2 separate regions of the Homo sapiens genome follow, and region 2 is linked to region 1. Evidence: read pairs that join two places in POLR2A ChIA-PET (ENCODE). Cell type or tissue: PC-9. All regions are shown on one strand. Each heading gives the region's core, and the rest is flanking DNA. Links, peaks and the distances in the headings are about the cores only.

What was found. ChIA-PET counts read pairs that join two places held together with the same protein. Peaks named below come from ENCODE experiments on the same cell type or tissue, not always from the same donor. Only the 100,000 strongest peaks of a DNase experiment are listed, where the experiment ranks them.
Region 2: POLR2A ChIA-PET joins it to region 1 with 44 read pairs; 2 of 35 experiments call an interaction of 5 or more read pairs at or near these places.

What each region holds. Positions count from the first base shown.
Region 1 is chr10:12,278,394-12,288,261 of GRCh38, forward strand. No RefSeq gene overlaps it. Among named protein-coding and RNA genes, the nearest start is that of CAMK1D, 66 kb to the right of the region's middle. In PC-9, for the core only: no CTCF peak of the experiment used is centred there; no DNase peak of the experiment used is centred there.
Region 2 is chr10:12,429,945-12,441,052 of GRCh38, forward strand. All of the region lies in intron 1 of CAMK1D (calcium/calmodulin dependent protein kinase ID), which reads left to right. Among named protein-coding and RNA genes, the nearest start is that of CAMK1D, 86 kb to the left of the region's middle. In PC-9, for the core only: no CTCF peak of the experiment used is centred there; a DNase peak (open chromatin) is centred at 5,597; H3K4me3 peaks cover 347 bases; H3K27ac peaks cover 3,091 bases.

The DNA of each region.
Region 1 (9,868 bases), core at 1-8,000:
TCAGCCTCCTGAGTAGCTGGGATTACAGGTGTGTGCCACCACGCCCAACTAATTTTTGTACTTTTAGTAGAGATGGGTTTTCACCATGTTGGCCAGGCTGGTCTCAAACTTTTGACCTCAGGTGATTGGCCCACCTCGGACTCCCAAAGTGATAGGATTACAGGCATGAGCCACCATGACCGGCCTGGAGACAGTTTTAAAAAACCAATTAATAAGGATTTTTCTCATGTAATGAAGATATTAATGCTGTGGTCAGATTTGGTACAAATATTTTTCCTGGTCAGTTTGCATTTTAATAGTTTGATTTTTTATTTTTGACATTTTTAAAAGTTCATATAGTCAGATACACCACTTTTTTCTTTTTTTTCTTTTTTCTTTTTTTTTTGAGATGGAGTCTCACTCTGTTGCCCAGGCTGGAGTGCAGTGGCATGATCTTGGCTCACTGCAACCTCCGCCTCCTGAGTTCAAGCGATTCTCCTTCCTCAGCCTTCTGAGTAGCTGGGATTACAGGCATGCGCCACCACACCTGGCTAATTTTTGTATTTTTTAGTAGAGATGGGGTTTCGCCATTTGGCCAGGCTGATCTTGAACTCCTGACCTCAAGTGATCTGCCCGCCTCGGCCTCCAAGAATGCTGGGATTACAGACGTGAGCCACTGCTGCAATCGTAGCTCACCGTAGCCTCAACCTCCCAGGCTCAAGTGATCCTCCCACCTCAGCCTCCTGAGTAGCTGGAACTACAGGTGTGCACCGCCACACCCAGCTGATTTTTCTGTTTTGTGTAGAGATGGGGTTTTGGCATGTTACCCAGGCTGGTCTGGAATTCCTGGCCTCAAACGATCTGTCTGCCTTGGCCTTCCAAAGTGCTGGGATTACAGGTGTGAGCCTGTAATTACCGGCCCTAATTTTTTATTTTATTTTTTTTCCTGCCTCTGTGTCCCCCTACTCTTTCTAGTTGGTTAAAAAATACTGCTATAAGTGTATATTGATGTTTGCTGTTGCGTCTATGCCGAACATACTTAAGGCTGTTTCGTAACCAGCACAATCCGTGTCTCACACTATCCAGCCTTTCATCATCTCCCCACCACCCACTCACGCCTCCACCGGCTCTAGTGTGGATTCCATCCCAGTTACACCAACAAAACAGCTCTTGCTCTCTCTTGACTCGCTATTGGCCTTTCTCTTCTTTAGTGGATATTTCTCAAATGCATTTTTTTTTTTTTTTTTTCTGAGACGGAGTTTCACTCTTGTTGCCCAGGCTGGAATGCAGTGGCGTGATCTCGGCTCACTGTAACCTCCACCTTCCAGTTTCAAGTGGTTCTCCTGCCTCAGCCTCCCACGTAGCTGGAGTACAGGCACCTGCCACAATGTCCAGCTAATTTTTGTGTTTTTAGTAGAGACCGGGTTTCACCATGTTGGCCAGCCTGGTCTCGATCTCCTGACCTCGTGATCTGCCTGCCTTGGCCTCCCAAAGTGCTGGGATTACAGTGGTGAGCCATAGCACCTGGCCTAGAATGCATCTTAATTGAAGTATTGGAAGAGTTCAGGCCTTTTGTCAACATCCACCTTCCTATAAATCTCCCCAAGACAGGACTCACAGCTTAATGAGGAGCTTCTTGCAAAATACATACAAAGCTGGCCTTCTAGCTGGTTGAAGGGCTTGGTTAAATTGAGCGCAACACTAAGCCTAGGAGTGAAGAAACGACATAGGCAGGCTGGGCGCGGTGGCTCACACCTGTAATCCCAGCACTTTGGGAGGCCAAGGTGGGCGGATCATGAGGTCAAGAGTTTGAGACCATCCTGGCTAACATGGTGAAACCCTGTCTCTACTAAAAATACAAAAAATTAGCTGGGCGTGGTGGCGGGCACCTGTAGTCCCAGCTACTCAGGAGGCTGAGGCAGGAGAATGGCATGAACCCAGGAGGCGGAGCCTGCAGCGAGCTCTGATGGCACCACTGCACTCCAGCCTGGGCGACAGAGCGAGACTCCATCTCAAAAAAAAGAAAAAAGAAAAAAAGAAAAGACATAGGCAATTCTTTCTTTGTACTCTTTTCCAGTACTTAAAAAAAAGAGGTATAATTTTTGTACAATAAAATGCACGGATGTCAAGTGTACAGTTGGATGAGTTTTGACGTCTGTGTACACCTGTGTAATCAGCTGCCCAGTCCAGATAAAGAACATTCCCATCAACCCAGAAAGTTTCTTCATACCCATTTCTAGTGAATTTTTCCCAGCAGAGGCAACCACTGTTCTGAATTCTATCACAATATTTTAGTTTTGCCTGTTTTAGAATATTACAGATGTACAATCATTTAGTATTTACTTTTTTGTGTCTGGCATCTTTTCTCAACATAATAATTTTGAGATTTATGCATGTTATTGCATGTTTTTCTTTTTTATTGCTAAATAGTATTCTAATATATCAACTTTTTTTTTTTTTTTTTTTTTTTTTTTAGAGACAGAGTCTTGCTCTGTCACCCAGTCTGGAGTGCAGTGGCACCATCTTGGCTCATGCATCCTCTGCTTCCCAGGTTCAAGTGATTCTCCTGCCTCAGCCTCCCGAGTAGCTGGGATTACAGGTGTGTACCACCACACTCTGCAAATTTTTGTATTTTTAGTAGAGATGGGGTTTCTCTGTGTTGGCTAGGCTGGTCTTGAACCCCTGACCTCAGGTGATCCACCCTCCTTGGCTCCCAAAGTGTTGGGGTTATAGGTGTGAGCCACTACAGCCGGCCTCAACATTCATTTAGTCAGGCACAGTGGCACAGGCACCTGTGGTCCCAACTACTTGGGAAGTTAAGGCAGGAGGATCACTTGACCGACCCCAAGAGTTTGAGGTCTGCCTGAGTAATGTAGCGAGACCCTGTTCTCTAAAAATAAAATAAATAAATAAATAAATAAATAAATAAATAAATTTTATCAATAAAAAACAAGAAATCTTGTTCCATGCTAGTAATATAATGAGAGATTACCATATCTTAAAAATTTTATCTCATTATCTGGCAATGGAAACTGGATTATCTCTACTTTTGGAATACGGAGCATAAAGCTGATACCTACATGCTTGTACTTATCTTTTTCAGGAAATATGCTTTCACTGTTCTTGCGTACATTCCTAGGAATAGAATTGGTGGATCGTATAGTCAGTGTATGTTTAACTATAATTATGAAATACCACTAAGCTGCTATCCAAAGTAATTGTACCAACACTAAGAAAAGTCCAGTTGCTCTACTTCCTTGCCAATGTTTAATATTGTCAATCTTTTAAATTTAGCCATTCATGGGTGTAAAGTGCCATGTCACTCTGGTTTTAATTTGCATTTGCCTAATGTCTAATGATTTTTTTTTTTTTTTTTTGAGCTGGAGTCTCACTCTGTCGCCCAGGCTGCAAGTGCAATGGCACAATCTTAGCTCACTGCAACTTCTGCCTTCTGGGTTCAAACAATTCTCCTGCCTCAGCCTCTGGAGTAGCTGGGATTACAGGTGCCCACCATCATGCCTGGCTAATTTTTGTATATTTAGTAGAGATGGGGTTTCACCGTGTTGGCCAGGCTGGTCTTGATCTCCTGACCTCATGATCCGCCCACCTCGGCCTCCCAAAGTGCTGGGATTACAGGTGTGAGCCACCACACCTGGCCATGTCTAATGATTTTAAACACCTTTCCATGTGCTGATTCACTATTTGTTATCTTTTTTTTTTTTTTTTCATTCAGCAGATGTTTAGCTAGTCCTCAAATGAACTCTCTGGCAAAAGTCTTTGTTACTCTGACTTCATATATGAGAAAAGCGGTGCCCAGACAAGTTAGGAAGCTTTCTTAAAGCCACACAGCAGACAGCAGAGCTTGCATTGGATCTCAGGTCTGTCTGAACCCCCAACCCCCCAACCCTCACAACATACCCTTAGTCTCATGCCGCCCAATCTAACCTGCTAACAATGTGCCCAGCCTTCTTGTTCAAAGGGAGGAAATGATGATCTATTCACCTTAAGGCTCTAAACAGGATGACTTCAGTCCTAGCTGTCCAGACATCCTTCTGGAAGTTCTCTGTGCCCTTGATTTGCACTGCACCAGCAGTTCCCAGAACACTTTTTATTTTGTTAAGAGTTTTTTTTTATTTTTATTTTTTTTATTTTCATAGGTTTTAGGGGAACAGGTGGTGTTTGGTTACATGAGTAAGTTCTTTAGCGGTGATTTGTGAGATTTTTGCACCCATCACCCGAGCACTGTACCCTGAACCCAGTATGTAATATTTTATCCCTCCCCCCATCCCACCCATTCCCCCTGAGTTCCCAAAGTCCACTGTGTCTTTTTTATGCCATTGCATTCTCATAGCTTAGCTCCCACTTACGAGTGAGAACATACGATGTTTGGTTTTCCATTTCTGAGTTACTTCGCTTAGAATAATAGTCTCCAATCTCATCCAGGTCACTGCAAATGCCATTGATTCATTCCTTTTTATGGCTGAGTAGTATTCCATCATATATATATATGGATATGTACACCATAGTTTCTTTATCCACTCGTTGATTGATGGACATTTGGATTGGTTCCACTTTTTTTTTTTTTTTGAGACGGAGTCCTCACTCTGTAACCCAGGCTGGAGTACAGTGGCACAGTCTCAGCTCACTGCAACTTCTGCCTCCCGGGTTCAAGTGATTCTCATACCTTAGCCTCCCGGGTAGCTGGAATTACAGGCACACACCACCGCGCCCAGCTAATTTTTGTATTTTTAGTAGAGATGAGATTTCAAAATGTTGCTGAGGCTGCTCTCGAACTCCTGACCTCGAGTGATCTGCCCTCCTTGGCCTCCCAAAGTGTTGGGATTACAGATGTAAGCTACCGTGCTCGGCCTAGTTCCAGATTTTTAAAATTGTGAATTGTGCTGCTATAAACATGCATGTGCAAGTATGTTTTTCGTATAATGACTTCTTTTCTTCTGGGTAGGTACCCAGTAGTGGGATTGCTGGATCAAATGGTAGATCTACTTTTAGTTCCTTAAGGAATCTCCAACAGTGTTTTCCATAGTGGTTGCACTAGTTTACGTTCCCACCGGCAGTGTAGAAGTGCTCCCTGTTCACTGCTTCCACGCCGACATCTATTATTTTTTGATTATGGCCATTCTTGCAGAAGTCAGGTGGTATCACATTGTGATTTTGATTTGCATTTCCCTGATTATTAGTAATGTTGGGCATTTTTTCTTTCTTTCTTTCTTTTTGGGGGGTATTATTGTGAGCGTTTTTTTTTTTAATACTTTAAGTTTTAGGGTACATGTGCACAACGTGCAGGTTAGTTACATATGTATACATGTGCCATGTTGGTGTGCTGAACCCAGTAACTCATCATTTAACATTAGGTATATCTCCAAATGCTATCTCTCCCCCTCCCCCCACCCCACAACAGGCCCCGGTGTGTGATGTTCCCCTTCCTGTGTCCATGTGTTCTCATTGTTCAATTCCCACCTATGAGTGAGAACATGTGGTGTTTGGTTTTTTGTCCCTGCGATAGTTTTCTGAGAATGATGGTTTCCAGCTTCATCCATGTCCCTGCAAAGGACACGAACTCATCATTTTTTATGGCTGCATAGTATTCCATAGTGTATATGTGCCACATTTTCTTATTCCAGTCTATCATTGTTGGACATTTGGGTTGGTTCCAAGTCTTTGCTATTGTGAATAGTGCTGCTATAAACATACGTGTGCATGTGTCTTTATAGGAGCATGATTTATAATCCTTTAGGTATATACCCAGTAATGGGATTGCTGGGTCAAATGGTATTTCTAGTTCTAGATCCCTGAGGAATCGCCACATTGACTTCCACAATGGCTGAACTAGTTTGCAGTCCCACCAACAGTGTAAAAGTGTTCCTATTTCTCCACATCCTCTCCAGCACCTGTGGTTTCCTGACTTTTTAATGATCTCCATTCTAACTGGTGTGAGATGGTATCTCATTGTGGTTTTGATTTGCATTTCTCTGATGGCCAGTGATGATGAGCATTTTTTCATGTGTCTTTTGGCTGCATAAATGTCTTCTTTTGAGAAGTGTCTGTTCATATCCTTTGCCCACTTGTTGATGGGGTTGTTTTTTTCTTGTTCATTTGTTGGAGTTCCTTGTAGATTCTGGATATTAGCCCTTTGTCAGATGAGTAGATTGCAAAAATTTTCTCCCATTCTGTGGGTTGCCTGATCACTCTGATGGTAGTTTCTTTTGCTGTGCAGAAGCTCTTTAGTTTAATTAGATCCCATTTGTCAATTTTGGCTTTTGTTGCCATTGCTTTTGGTGTTTTAGACATGAAGTCCTTGCCCATGCCTATGTCCTGAATGGTACTGCCTAGGTTTTCTTCTAGGGTTTTTATGGTTTTAGGTCTAACATTTAAGTCTCTAATCCATCTTGAATTAATTTTTGTATAAGGTGTAAGGAAGGGATCCAGTTTCAGCTTTCTACATATGGCTAGCCAGTTTTCCCAGCTCCATTTATTAAATAGGGAATCCTTTCCCCATTGCTTGTTTTTGTCAGGTTTGTCAAAGATCAGATGATTGTAGATATGCAGCATTATTTCTGAGGGCCCTGTTCTGTTCCATTGGTCTATATCTCTGTTTTGGTACCAGTACCATGCTCTTTTGGTTACTGTAGCCTTGTAGTATAGTTTGAAGTCAGGTAGTGTGATGCCTCCAGCTTTGTTCTTTTGGCTTAGGATTGACTTGGCAATGCGGGCTCTTTTTTGTTTCCATATGAACTTTAAAGCAGTTTTTTCCAATTCTGTGAAGAAAGTCATTGGTAGCTTGATGGGGATGGCATTGAATCTATAAATTACCTTGGGCAGTATGGCCATTTTCACGATATTGATTCTTCGTACCCATGAGCATGGAATGTTCTTCCATTTGTTTGTATCCTCTTTTATTGCATTGAGCAGTGGTTTGTAGTTCTCCTTGAAGAGGTCCTTCACATCCCTTGTAAGTTGGATTCCTAGGTATTTTATTCTCTTTGAAGCAATTGTGAATGGGAGTTGACTCATGATTTGGCTCTCTGTTTGTCTGTTATTGGTGTATAAGAATGCTTGTGATTTTTGCACACTGATTTTGTATCCTGAGACTTTGCTGAAGTTGCCTATCAGCTTAAGGAGATTTTGGGCTGAGGCGATGGGGTTTTCTAGATATATAATCATGTCATCTGCAAACAGGGACAACTTGACTTTCTCTTTTCCTAATTGAATACCCTTTATTTCCTTCTCCTGCCTGATTGCCCTGGCCAGAACTTCCAACACTACGTTGACTAGGGGTGGTGAGATACTTCTTTTTTTTCTTTTTTTTTGAGATGGAGTCTCGCTCTGTCGCCCAGGCTGGAGTGCAGTGGCGTGATCTTGGCTCACTGCAAGCTCCACCTCCGGGGTTCACAACATTCTCCTGCCTGAGCCTTCCGAGTAGGTGGGACTGCAGGCACCCGCCACCACGCGCAGCTAATTTTTTTGTATTTTTAGTAGAGATGGGGTTTCACTGTGTTAGCCAGGATGGTCTCGATCTCCTGACCTCGTGATCCGCCTGCCTCGGCCTCCCAAAGTCTCCCAAAGTGCTGGGATTACAGGTGTGAGCCACCGCACCCGGACAATGTTGGGAATTTTTTCATATTTCTTGGCCATTTATATATCTTCTTTTGAGAATTATCTATTCATGTCCTTAGCCCATTTTTTGATGGGATTTTTTTTTCTTGCTAGTTTGTTTGTGTTCATTGTAGATTCTGGATATTAGTCCTTTGTCAGATGTATACTATTTGTATCTTTTTTTTTTGGACAGAGTCTCACTCTGCTGCCCAGGCTGGAGTGCAGTGGTGTGATCTTGGCTCACTGCAACCTCCGCCTCCTGGGTTCAAGCAATTCTCCTACCTCAGCCTCCTGAGTAGCTGGGACTACAGGTGCATACCACCACACCTGGCTAATTTTCTGTATTTTTTTTTTTTTTTTTGATAGAGACGGGGTTTCACCATGTTAGCCAGGGTGGGCTTGATCTCCTGACCTCGTGATCCACCCACCTCGGCCTCCCAAAGTGCTGGGATTACAGGCGTGAGCCACTGCACTCAGCCCTCTTTTTTATTATTAAAATTTTTTTTGGCTAGGCATGGTGGCTCACACCTGTAATCCTAGTACTTTGGGAGGTCGAGGCGGGTGGATCACCTGAGGTCAGGAGTCTAAGACTAGCCTGGCCAACACGGTGAAACGCTGTCTCTACTAAAAATACCAAAATTAGCTGGGCGTGGTGGTACACACCTGTAATTCCACCTACTCAGGAGGCAGAGGCACAAGAAATGCTTGAACCCAGGGGGTGGAGGTTGCCATGACCCAAGATCTCACCACTGCGCTCCAGCCTGGGTGACGGAGCAAGATTCTGTCTCAAAAAAAAAAAATAATAATAATAATAATTTTTTTGTAGAGGTGGGGTCTTGCTTTGTTGCCCAGCCTGGTGTTGAACTGTTGGGCTCAAGTGATCCTCCGGTCTCAGCCTCCCAAAGTGGTGGGATTACAGGAATAAGCCACCATGCCTGACCATAGGTGGCATTTCTTTGGAGATATTTAGGCTGTTCTGAGAAGACAGTTGAGGCAAGAGCCATGTGGCCCAGGGGTCAGGGTGACTTTCTTTAGCCTTTTTCCCTCCAAACCAAGTAGCTCCTTTGTCCTCTCTGGTCAGAAGCACCTCAGGAGGGCTGTCTTACAACCAGTGGCTCCTGTGTGGATGAAGGCTCGGTATTTGGAGTTCCCAGGTAGGAGTTCAGGTTTGTCCCCTTTGTCTCTCATGAAGCCCCTGCCTGAATTCCTACTGGGCTGTGAGGGGTCACCCAACCTACAGGTGGGGCCTGGTAGGTGGTCCTGGGAGCAGTGTGGAAGGCTTGGGTGATGTGGCCTGGAGCACATGCACATATTATGTTTGGGACTACACCAGGTCCTATGGTCTTGTTTCCAAACACAGAGAAAATGAAGGTATTTTTCTAGCTGGAGGGACGATGGAGGATTTTTCCATCCAAAGCCAAATTCAGTGGAGCAATTGCAAACCTATGTGAATTAAGAAAAACAAAAGCAAGGGCTGGGTGTGGTGGCTCACGCCTATAATCCCAGCACATTGGGAGGCCGAGGCAAGCGGATCACCTGAGGTCGGGAGTTCAAGACCAGCCTGACCAATATGGAGAAATGCCATTTCTATTAAAAATACAAAAAAAAAAAAAAAAAAAAAAAAATTAGCCGGGCATGGTGGTGAATGCCTGTAATCCCAGCTACTTGGGAGGCTGAGGCAGGAGAATCGCTTGAACCTGGGAGGCGGAGGTTGCGGTGAGCTGAGATCGCACCATTGCACTCCAGCCTGGGCAACAAGAGTGAAACTCTGTCTCAAAAAAAAAAAAAAGAAAAACAAAAGCAGGAAAACTGGTTAATGGTTGGAGTAAGAAAGAGTCTTTGTTTTAGACAGTTGAAAACCACAAGAGGTAAAGCAGGGAACGCAGGCTCGCCCAGAACAGGGAGGACATGCGCTCACGTGTTTATTGGTTTCCTAGGAATTACCATCCTTAAAATCTTGTTGAGGAATTGTGCTACCGTGTAGAACGTTGCCTTCGTCACGTCCCTCTGTTGCTCAAGACCTCACTCCCACCTGCCATGCGAAGGCTGCCTTTTGCTACAGCCTGAGGCCTGGGCTCTTTCCCAGGCTTTTCACCACCTTTCTTAATTTGGTGCAATTCCATCTTTCTAACCTCCTCTTTGAATTCCTACTGAAAAGAACCTAAGTAGGCCAGGAGCGGTGGCTCACGCCTGTAATCCCAGCACTTTGGGAGGCTGAGGTGGGCGGATCACGAGGTCAGATCAAGACCATCCTGGCTAACATGGTGAAACCCTG
Region 2 (11,108 bases), core at 1,627-9,626, 150 kb after region 1:
ACACTGCCCCAGCACTGCCCCTCCCCACCCCGGGGAGTCACTCTCACTTTGTCTCCCACATTCTCTCCTGCTTGCTTGCTTCTCTCACTGTTTTCCAGCCTTCTGATTTCCTCTGCTTCATGTTCTTTGTCATACATAATGACAAAAACACTTACATCCCCCACTGCCTTGCTGTTCTCTCTTGGATGGAAGTCAGTAGCTGGTATAATCCTAGAAAACCCCTGTTCCAATCCTGCTCGTTTGGGATTTGTGAGCATTTGGATGGGACCAAGCCCCTGTTGACCTTTGCATGCTCCGTGAAAAGACGGATTGCTCAGCAAAGCGCTGTGGTCAATAATTCCCAAATGAACACGATCCGCTCTCCCGGAGAGCACAGCCCCACAAGGCACTGACCAGCCCTGCTGGTAGGTGGGCTTGCACGGAACAGGTCTGTGGGTCCTTTGGCCTCCTGTAGCTGTGAGTTTTTATATCTGATGAACTTGAAGGGGATCAGTGTGCTTCAGAACATCTAGAGCTTTCACTAAATCAGATTAGTTTTTATCCCAAGTCATTTGAATTAATTACACGACTTTTTCCTTGTCCTGTCTGTGGGTCACACACCAGAGTCTGAGAACGAGGCAGTACATTGCTGATTTTGCAAACACACTGAGACCAGACAGCTGCCCAGGCTGTGAACGACCACACGCTTCCTTAGGGCAGAGCTGGAGATAGAATCCACGTGCCGAGTATTGGATATGTCTCCATTGCAGCTCTCTGGGGCTTTTCAGGCTTGGAGCTTTGGTGCATACATGTGATGATGATGATGATGATGATGATGATTTTTTAAGATGGGGTCTTGCTGTGTGGCCCCGGCTGGAGTGCAGTGGTGCAATCTCAGCTCACTGCAACCTCTGCCTCCTGTGTTTAACCGATTCTCCTGCTTCACCCTCTTAAGTAGCTGGATTACAGGTGTGCACCACCACGCCAGGCTAATTTTTGTATTTTTAGTAGAGACGGGATTTCGCCATGCTGGCCAGGCTGGTTTCAAACTCCTGACCTCAAGTGATCCGCCCGCTTTGGCCTCCCAAAGTGCTGGGGTTATAGGCGTGAACCATATGCCCAGCTGATACATGTGATTATTTTTAAATGCTATTGTTTTTATTTTTTATAATAAATTAGGAGATGAGCCTCATTTTCTTATTTTTTAAAAAATTATGCTTTCTCCACCTTGTTCTTACTGCCTTATTCTTGTAGTAGAGAAAGGAAGAAAAATTAAAACAATAAACCAAAATGTGAAAGGCAGTTTTGTCGGGAAGTTATCAAACACACATCTCACCTCCACTGCTGCCCCTTGGAAGCCTGGGGCTGTTTTTTGCAGCTGCACTGTAATCCCTGGTTATTGAGGGCACAGGTGGAAACGGAGATCAGCTCATGGCTTAGAAAGGAGCCGGGTGCACAGGTGGGTCTGGGTGAGCTGGAGGCTGTGATCACTCAGTGTCTGAGGAGAGAGACTGGGTGGGTCGGGGAGAGAGGCCGATTCTCAGACTCCAAGAGAGTCAGTTATGTGCACTCCCGAGAGGTAGATGCAATCCCCTCACTTTCCCGAGGAATAACTCATTCAAAAGATGCACTAATCCTCAGGGGAATCCAGGGAGATCCTTCAGAGCGCCTGCCTATCGTGGAGCACCTGAGGAACCCAGGGTGGGAGGAGCGTGCTCTGTTACTCCAGGGCCAGAGCTGGGGGCGTCCGTTCCCTGCTTTAATAAAGCCTCTGATCTCACCCGCATGACCCGGTCTGACTTTTCTCCTCTTCTTTTCTACTTCCCTGAAGGGATTACTGGGAAAACTAGAAGTGACAGCTATTATCCAGCTTTTCTATATTACATTTTAAGATTTACAACCTTCTCACATCCGCAGAGGATTTGAGGATGTTCTTGGCAACCTCTGATGATTCCTGACTCTTCTCCTGGCGTCACAGTTCCTCCAGCTGTGTTTCCCTTTTGGCCATGCGGCAGGGTCTGGAGAGACCTGTCATCCCTGGGGAGAGGCAATCAAGAAGGCCGACCATGTCTCCTTGAGCAGAGGTCACTGTGGCCAGTCTTTGGCTCAGGTATTCTACCTTTGGAAGAGGGGTTTTGGATACATCAGAGGAGCAGTGATTTCCAGATTCCAAGGGCTGTCTGGAGACACTGGGCCGCGTTTCTCTGAGAGCCTGGGAGCTCTAATTTGCCTTTGGAGATGGTGATAGGGAGAGTGGGAATCATATGACCCACAGAGGTGGATTGAAACTTGCCCGTGGTGGTGGGGAGACAGCCCCAAAGAGTTTTTCCTCAGCCCCATGAGGCTGTGATTCTCAAGTTTTCTCCTATCACCCTTACCTTCGTTTGCAGGAAACTTAGTCCAAGGTTTATTTGTCTGTTGTCTTTGTGTGTGTGTTTCTGGCAGATCCAGCTGGGGCCTGGTTTGAAGACTTTTGCTTTCCCACCAAAGTGGGAATGAATAAACAAATGAATGAGTGAGTACACGAATAAATGAATGAATTAATAAATAAATCAATGAATGAGCGAATGGATGAGTTAATGTGTGAATGAATGGGCAAGTGAACAAATGAATGAGTGAATGGATGAGTTAATGTGTGAATGAATGGGCAAATGAACAAATGAATGAGTTGAATAAATGAATGAATGAGTGAATAGATGAGTTAATGTGTGAATGAATGGGCAAATGAACAAATGAGTGAGTTGAATAAATGAATGGGTGAGTTGAATAATGAATGAATGAGTGAACGAATGAATGGTGTCAGGGTGCCAGCGCTTGCCTTGCTTGCACCCTGAAGATTCCCCATTGTCCACCCTTACCGTGTCCTTGTCACTGGTGTTCTGCCCTCATTGGGCTGGTCTGTGCTGGACACTCTCGAAGGCCAGATTCCACCCACCTGCTCCCAAGATGGTGCCGTCTCGGCAATGGGAGCTGCTGCACAGCACAGGATGACCCTTTGGGAGAGTCATGTACAAGGTCCCCGGGATTAGAGTAAATGCCAGTGCTATGCAGGGATTTCACTGTCCCTGAGCCAGCTCACACGGATCATGGAAAAGAACCACAGACTGTGCCCAGATGTGTTCCGGGCATGGGAGCAGGTGGGGCGTGAATTACATAAGATCCAGGGAAAGACCCATAAAGCACACACCAGGTGCTCGGTCAGGTTTCCTCTCACAGCCTCAGAATTGCTCTCTTTATGCTGTTCTCCTTTTAGAGATTAGAGGAGCTTGGAGATCCCCCATCTCCCTGCTGAAAACCTTTCCCAGTCCAGCTGCTTTTTTGCCTACCACGTTTGTGGAGCTTTGCTGATCATTCTCATCCTACCAGCTGCCCTCCCTCCTGCAGACCCCAGGACTTAATTACCAATGCCTGATATCTTTCCCTCTGCTCTCATTTCCTGCTCCAGGTACAGCGTAATTTTTTTCTCAGGTGGAAGGGTTTGATTTTTTTTTTTAATATTTGTTTATTCAAAACAAACAGTCTAGGCTTCCTTAGAGTCTTCTCCCTTAATTTTGCTTGGTTATTTAGTCAACAAAAGAAGCATAAAACTGGGTCGAGGAAAGCGGAATCTGGTGGTCAGAATGCATCGAGTTTTGGAGTGGTTTCTCAGGATTTGCCTCATGTAAGGGGTCTGGAGCCTGTGATTGGCATCTCCCCAGTCAATGCCTTGCGTCCAGAAAGCTGGCATGCGGTTTATATTTGCTGAATGGAAAACCATAGAAAAGAAAAAACAAACTCGTGGATTCAGAGCATTTTTGCAGTAACATTGAGGAACCTGCCAGATAGCCACGTGCTTGGGCCCCTGCCCCTGGGCATCACTCAGCTCTGCATCTTCTAGGGGCTGCAGTTTGCCAAACCCTCACTTTGTAAAGGGTTATGTTAAGAGTCCTAACATACACAGACTTCCTGTCGTTGGGTGGGGATTTCAGGTCCCCCAGTGCATCCTTCTGTCTGGATTTAGTTGCATCTACAAGTCCCTCCTCTGAAGTGGTACTGGCCCTTGTGAATTTTATTATGATTATTGTGGGGAAAGGGTCTTGCTCTATTACCCAGGCTGGAATGCGGTGGTGTGATCATACCTCACTGCAGCCTTGAACTCCTGGGCTCAAGTGATCCTCCTGCCTCAGTCTCCTGAGTTGCTGGGACTGCAGGAGCAATCCCTCATACCTGGCTAAGAGCTCTCTTCCTTTTCTATTGCTTTCTTACCTTGAGTAACTAGTCCTAAGATTTTTCTCTTCCAAATTAAAAAAATAAGTCTGTTGTTATATTTCTAATTGTGACTGGGTACAGGATGATAGCATAGAGTGTTTGGGGTTTGGAGTCAGACACACCCCTGACTTGTGACCCCAGGTAAGCCATTTGGCCTTTCCAAATCTCCTCTGTAAACGAGTGCCCTTCAGCGCTTGAGATTTCCTGATTCTGTGTACAAGGGGTCTGGCGCTGAGCCTTGATCATGGATGCCCATGAGATGCCCACTACCCTAGTGACCAGGAACGGGGCTGGATCTAGGCAGAATTGTGAGATTGGCTTGGCTCCAGGCTCATAGAGCCCAGCCGTTGTTTGTGCAAGCTGTGAGCTCTCTCATTACTGGCCTAGAATTAGCTGGTGGCTTTAGGGATAATGACATCCAGCAAGTGACTGCTTAAAGATTCCAAGGATTTAAGGACCTAAATTAGCAAATCTCTTTCCCTAATTGCAAAGTGAAAAACGTCCTTGTGCTGTTTTCAAATCTGTTAAATAATACTCTGAACGGTGTGTAAATACACATTTGATGTTCACCGGGTAATGCTTCCCAATGCTGAGTGGTAGCCCGGTCACCTTGATCGCCTTCAGTCTGTGCTGGGTGTTCTGAGACTTGAAGGATGTGGGAATCATCCGTCTAGAAAAGGCTGGCCCTTGGGCATGACCCTGACCTCCCTGCAGGAGAGTTATCTTTGAGAAAGCAGCCCAGGAGGAATCAGGAGGGGAGGGAAGGCTGGGCGCAGTGGCTCACACTGGTAATCCCAGCACTTTGGGAGGCTGAGGCGGGTGGATCACCTGAGGTCAGGAGTTCGAGACCATCCTGGCCAACATGGTGAAACACTGTCCCTACTAAAAATACAAAAATTAGCTAGGTGTGGTGGTGGTGTGGGTGCCTGTAATCCCAGCTACTCCGGAGGCTGAGGCAGGAGAATGGCTTGAACTTGGGAGGCAGAGGTTACAGTGAGCTGAGATTGTGCCACTGCACTCCGGCATGGGCGAGGAGTGAAACTCTGTCTCAAAAAAAAAAAAAAAAAAAAAAAAAGAAAAGGTGATGGGGAGCAGGAGGCCAATTGCAGTCCCTGAACAAGAAGCCCCACTGACACTGATGGATCCGCCCTAGGTTTCCATATTCCAAGCCTAACTCCAGGTTCTCTGCTGCTTCCGTGGTTTTCTTACCTCACCTGCTCAGCACCTCATTTCCATCAATTGCACTTCCCTGCTTGTTTTGGAAGGGCCTCCTGTAGATGCTCACCTTTGTGCAACAGGCTGGAGTTCCTGTTACCTCAAGGTAATACCGGCGGGCATCCTGTGACCTGCTCGTCCCCTCCACTCCCAAGCAGCCTGTCTGTTGGCAGCTCTGAGTCAGAAGGTGAGACGTGCTCTGTGCCCAGCAGGTTGGAGGATGGCTTAGTGGTCATCTCCAGGCTTTTCCACTGCTTTCCACTCTCCTACCCTTTAATACCTGGCAGGATTCCAACAAGACCTCTTTTGTTTGCATTTTAACAGATGAGGGATGTAGGTCGCCTGTGGCTGGAGGTATTTTCAGAGGTGACAGGGAATGCAGTTTTAGAACTCAGCGGTGAGCTCTTTGAATGCTGGTCCAAACCCTTCTCATTGTCTTGTATTCGTGCTGCCTCCTGGGCACCATAAGTCAGTGCTAAATGCATGAGTGGGTCCTTCCTTGCATGTTCCTTTACAGAGTAGGTTAAGAAGGGATCAGATGCTAGAGCTTGCTGAGGCTCCACCCTTGTCTGTAGATGAGCAGAATGGGGTGGTGGGGACAGTCGGGAATGAGTCTTAGGCTGTCCAGCTCTGAGCTGTGATTGCATGCAGGTGAACAGCCTGAGAGGACTGTACCTTTGTGCCACACAGCTCGGGAAGGAAGGCTTGCTTCTAGGGGTGGGAGACTGAGTGCCAATGGCTTTCCGGGCCCCGGCTTCATCTGTGACTCAAGCCTGTCCTTGGCCTGAAAGCCACTCTGGTTCCTTGGTCTTCCTCTTCCACGTACAGGCTTCACATGTGTGCCCAGGGGTGGGTTCTAGTTCCCTGGGCCAGCCTGGGCATCCTGTCGATAGAGTCTAGAGTCTGCTGTGGACCTAAGGGTTTGTGGAGTGCCTCCTCTTCACATTCACTGGAAGCCACATGCCCCCTCTCAGGGACATCCCTCAGCCTCGCTGGATGAAGGCTTGTCCAAGGAGAATGAAGAGCAGTGACCGTCGAAGGAAATCTAGGAAGCTGGTCGGAGGCATTATTCTGGATTTTATTGAGGCTTGCTGACTTTGTTTTTTGAAAGAAAGGACAACTTTTGACTTCTGTGGGGTTTATGTTCACTGGTGGCGAGGAGGTGATGGTAAAGTCTTTGGGGGCAGAGGTTCCCCTACCTGGTGGGAAGCCTGACATTCTAATCTCATAAGCTCGGATGCTGTAGTTAGCCCATCTCAGCCCTCATGGAGGAAGCTGTCTCGGCAGCAAAGCCCCATGGGGGCATCTGTGTGGGCATGCTGGCATGAGGACTTGATACAGGATCCCTGAGACCAACGGGTGATCTCAGTGTGACAGGATCTATGGTATTTTTAGAGCTTAGGTGATCAGTCACAATACACGTATTAAGTGCCCATGCGTTGGTCCCCAAGACCACCCCCAGGTTTGATGATTCGCTCCACGGACTCACAGTTCTCAGCCTATGGTCATAGTCATGGCTAAGATTTATCACAGCGAAAGGACTTCGAGCAAAATCAGCACAGGGGAGAGGCACCAGGGGCAGGGCGCAGATCAGGTGGGCACAAATTTCCCAGTGTCCTCTTCCTGGGGGGTGGGCACACAGGGCAAGCTTAGTTCAATCAGCAAGGAGTGGTGGTGACGTGTGAAATGGCATCTACTAGGGAAGCTTGCTAGACTCAGCAGCCAGATTTTTTTTTCTTAAACAGACCGACTATCTATCTATCTGTCTATCTATCATCTATCTGTCCATCTGTCTGTCTGTCTGTCTGTCTGTCTATGTAATCTATCTAGAGTCTCGCTTTGTCACCCAGGCTGGAGTGCAGTGGCACGATCTCGGCTTACTGCAACCTCCGCCTCCTGGGTTCAAGAGATTTTCCTACCTCAGTTTCCCAAGTAGCTGGGATTACCGGCGTCTGCTACCACGCCTGGCTAATTTTTTGTATTTTCTTAGTGGAGACGGGGTTTCACCATGTTGACCAGGCTGGTCTCAAACTCTCATCCTTAGGTGATCCACCCGCCTTGACCTCCCAAAGTGCTGGGATTACAGGCGTGAGCTACCGCGCCCAGCCCAGACTTTAGTTTTTAAAGCATTTTTAGGTTCATAGCAAAACCAAATGGAAGATACGGAGATTTCCTATATACTCGCTGCCCTACACACATGCACAGGCTCTCCTACTATCAACATCCCCCAGCAGAGCGGGGCATTTTGTTACAGCTGATGAACCCACAATGACACGTCACCATCACCCTGAGTCCATAGTTTACATTAGGGCTCACTCTTGGTGTTGCATATTCTATGGATTTGGACAAATAGCTAATGACATGGATCCACCATGATCGTATCATACAGAGTAGTTTCACTGTCCTAAAAATTCTCCCTCTTCTGCATATTTTCCCCTCCCTGTCTCCAACCCCTGGCAATCACTGACTATTTTCCTGCCTCTGTATTTTGCCTTTTCTAGAGTGTCATGTACTTGGAATCCTGCAGTATATATTCACATCAGCTTCTTGTTAGGGTTCTTACTGAGAGCTGGTCACATAGGCACCTGCTGCCTAGCACAGACCCAAATTCCAGAATCTCAGAAGGAAAGCAGATGTTCAGCAAAAACCACTTTGCTTGCATAAACTGTTTAGGTGCAGTGAATTGCTCTTTAGTTAGGATGGTGGGAACCCTCCTGGAATCCAGGTTCTCAGGTGCCAGCCAAGGGCCAACCTTGTGAGGGGCCTTTTGAAGCACGTGCTCTTTTCTGCACACCTCATGATGGACCATGCTTGGCAAAGTGCAATTCAGGTGTCTGAAGTCGTGGGTCCTTCGCCTTGAGCTTGGGACCTTTTCCTTTTGTTTTTGGCTGCTGCATGGCTGACTTCCTTGGAGAAGGACCACATGTTAAGCTGCCCTTGGTGTCTTTTTTCCATCTCTGAGACTTTGCTTCCCCTGTCGTGATGGAATTATACATGTGGCTATTGTCCCTGCTGAATTGGGAAGATGAAAAAGGTATAATCCCCCATGACATTCATTCAGTTTCTTTCTTAAGAAGATTCTAAGAAAACCCTGTTTTTGAAGCACTGGGTGTTCCATCAGTTGAAATTCCTGGACATATCTTTCTTTAAAAAAATTTTTTTGAGGTCACATTCTTGTCTTTACTGGGGCCATTTTTACATGTTGTTTCACTGGTTTGGGAATGAAAGATTTTAATGAAGTTTGCAACGACTGCTGACCTCTTACCCAGGAGTGGTGGCTGCACATTTTTGCTGTTGCACTAGGAATGACTTGAGACTTAGAATTCTCACCATGACTTTTGAAGGTTGAGGCATTGCAGTAGAGATGCAATAAATTATTTCTCCTTAGAGGAAACCTTTGCTTTTCTTCCCTGCCTTGCTCCATTCTACCACAGAGTTAATGGTCTTGATTTTAGTGAAATAACAATAACAGCAAACCTGCCTTTGGACGTTAAATACAAACTGCATCCTTGGACAGCACCGTGTTACTTTAATTTTTTAAGAAAGACTTAATATTTCTAATTGATTTTTTTGCTTTCTATGGAATTTTCCCCAAACCTCAGCTTTCTGGTGCAGGCTCTTTCCTGTCTCTTCCTCTCCTGTTTATTAAAATAGAGTCATTTGCCCGTCACGTGTGGGAGACTGTCGCCAGGGTAGGACAGACATCAGGCACTATCGTCTGTGTCTACCAGGGCCTATTATCCCAAGTTCCATTGCGCAGGCTGTCTGAGGACTTTGCCTTGTGTACCACAGACTAACATTATTTTTCTTTTTCATAACTCATATTCGAAGTCATTCTTGACAGGTGCTTTCTGTGGCTGAAAAGGCTGCATACGTCTCAGAGCCCTGAGCAGTTGTTTGTTATGGTTTAATATTTATCGAAAACTCCCATCTGTGGGGGCATTTATTGACTGGAGGCCAGACAGGGAGAGCCACGTGTTTTTCAAAATTACTCTGTGCTCGTGTATATGTCCCTTTATTTTTTTCAGGGAGCATTATTGCTGTTAAATGGGCATGACTGAAAGGATATGCATGTTATTGTTTGCCTGCGTTTTAGGGCTTGGCTGTGATAACAGCTGTGGGATTTGCTCTCACCAGTCCTCCTCCCTGCTGTAGGTAGTGTTGTCAATGTGCACATCGGTGAAGGGTCCCGGTTGTAGAGCCACACTGCTGAGTGCTTTGCAGTTGAATTCACTGTCCCGGGAATCCTGAGAGAGGGATCGAGGACTTACTTGTTTGTTCTGCTGTCTTTGATATAAGACGAATCTGAGGAGATTTTGTTTTTCTAAATAAAATGGGAAAGACCTTAGTGGCCTAGAGTTTTCATATTAGTCCGTTTTCACGCTGCTGATGAAGACATACCCGAGACTGGGTAATTTATAGAGAAAAAGAGGTTTAATGGACTCACAGTTCCATGTGGCTGGGGAGGCCTCACAATCATGGTGGAAGGCAAAAGGCACATCTTACATGGCGGCAGGCAAGAGAGAGAATGAGAACCAGGTGAAAACAGAAACCCCTTATCAAACCATCAGATCTCGTGAGAGACCTACTCACTACCACGAGAACAGTATGGGGGAAACCACCCCGTGATTCAGTGAACTCCCACTGGGTCCCTCCCATAACATGTGGGAATTATGGGAACTGTAATTCAAGGTGAGATTTGGGTGGGGACACAGCCAAACCATATCACTTGTCTTACTTTCTAGCAGCAGATTGTCTAAGTCAGAGAAAGGCAGATGTGGGTTTGGCCTGGGATTCATTTCCTTGAAACTCTTCATAAAAGTCTTACTTGCATTATGTTGTAATTATGAAACAGTAGGTCTTTTTCCTGCCATTCCAACTATACGTTAGTCTTTTTGGATTTTTTTTTTTTTTTTGAGACGGAGTCTCCTTCTGTCACCCAGGCTGGAATGCAGTGGCATGATCTTGGCTCACTACAGCCTCCGCCTTCCGGAGGCAGGAGGCAATTCTTCTGCCTCAGCCTCCTGAGTAGCTGGGACTACAGGTGGACGCCACCACACCTGGCTAATTTTTGTACTTTTAGTAGAGATGGGGTTTCGCCATGTTGGCCAGGCTGGTCTTGAACTCCTGACCTCAGGTGATCCGCCCACCTCGGCCTCCCAAAGTGCTGGGATTACAGGTGTGAGCCACCATGCCCAGCCAGATACCTGTTTTTTTGTTTAATTTGGTGTGACGGAAGTTGAACTCAGTGGCACACTTTAAATGAATGCAGTTTATTGTGGATAAATTATACCTCAATAAAGTATATGAGATACGGTGTATGCCAGGTGCAGTGCTCAGGCCTTGGGCAACACACAGGTGATAAAACATGGTTCCTGTCCTGTAGGCTTCATAATCAAAAATGATCTGTATATATGATGGGATGCAGGAAATGCTACCTGAAAATACAGCATCTTGGCATACTGAATATTTCAGGCTGAAGGAAATGGAGGAAACTGCAGAAGCAGGGAGGTCACTCTCTAACCTTCTCTAACCCTTTTCCCCTAAAGTGGGCCAAAAAGAATTCTCTGGCTTGCCTGAAAGTCGGTCATAAGACCCTCATTCCAGTGGGGTTGTGCCCTATTCCCAGAGGCCAGGAAGAATTTGAAAAAGCAGCCCTTGCTAAG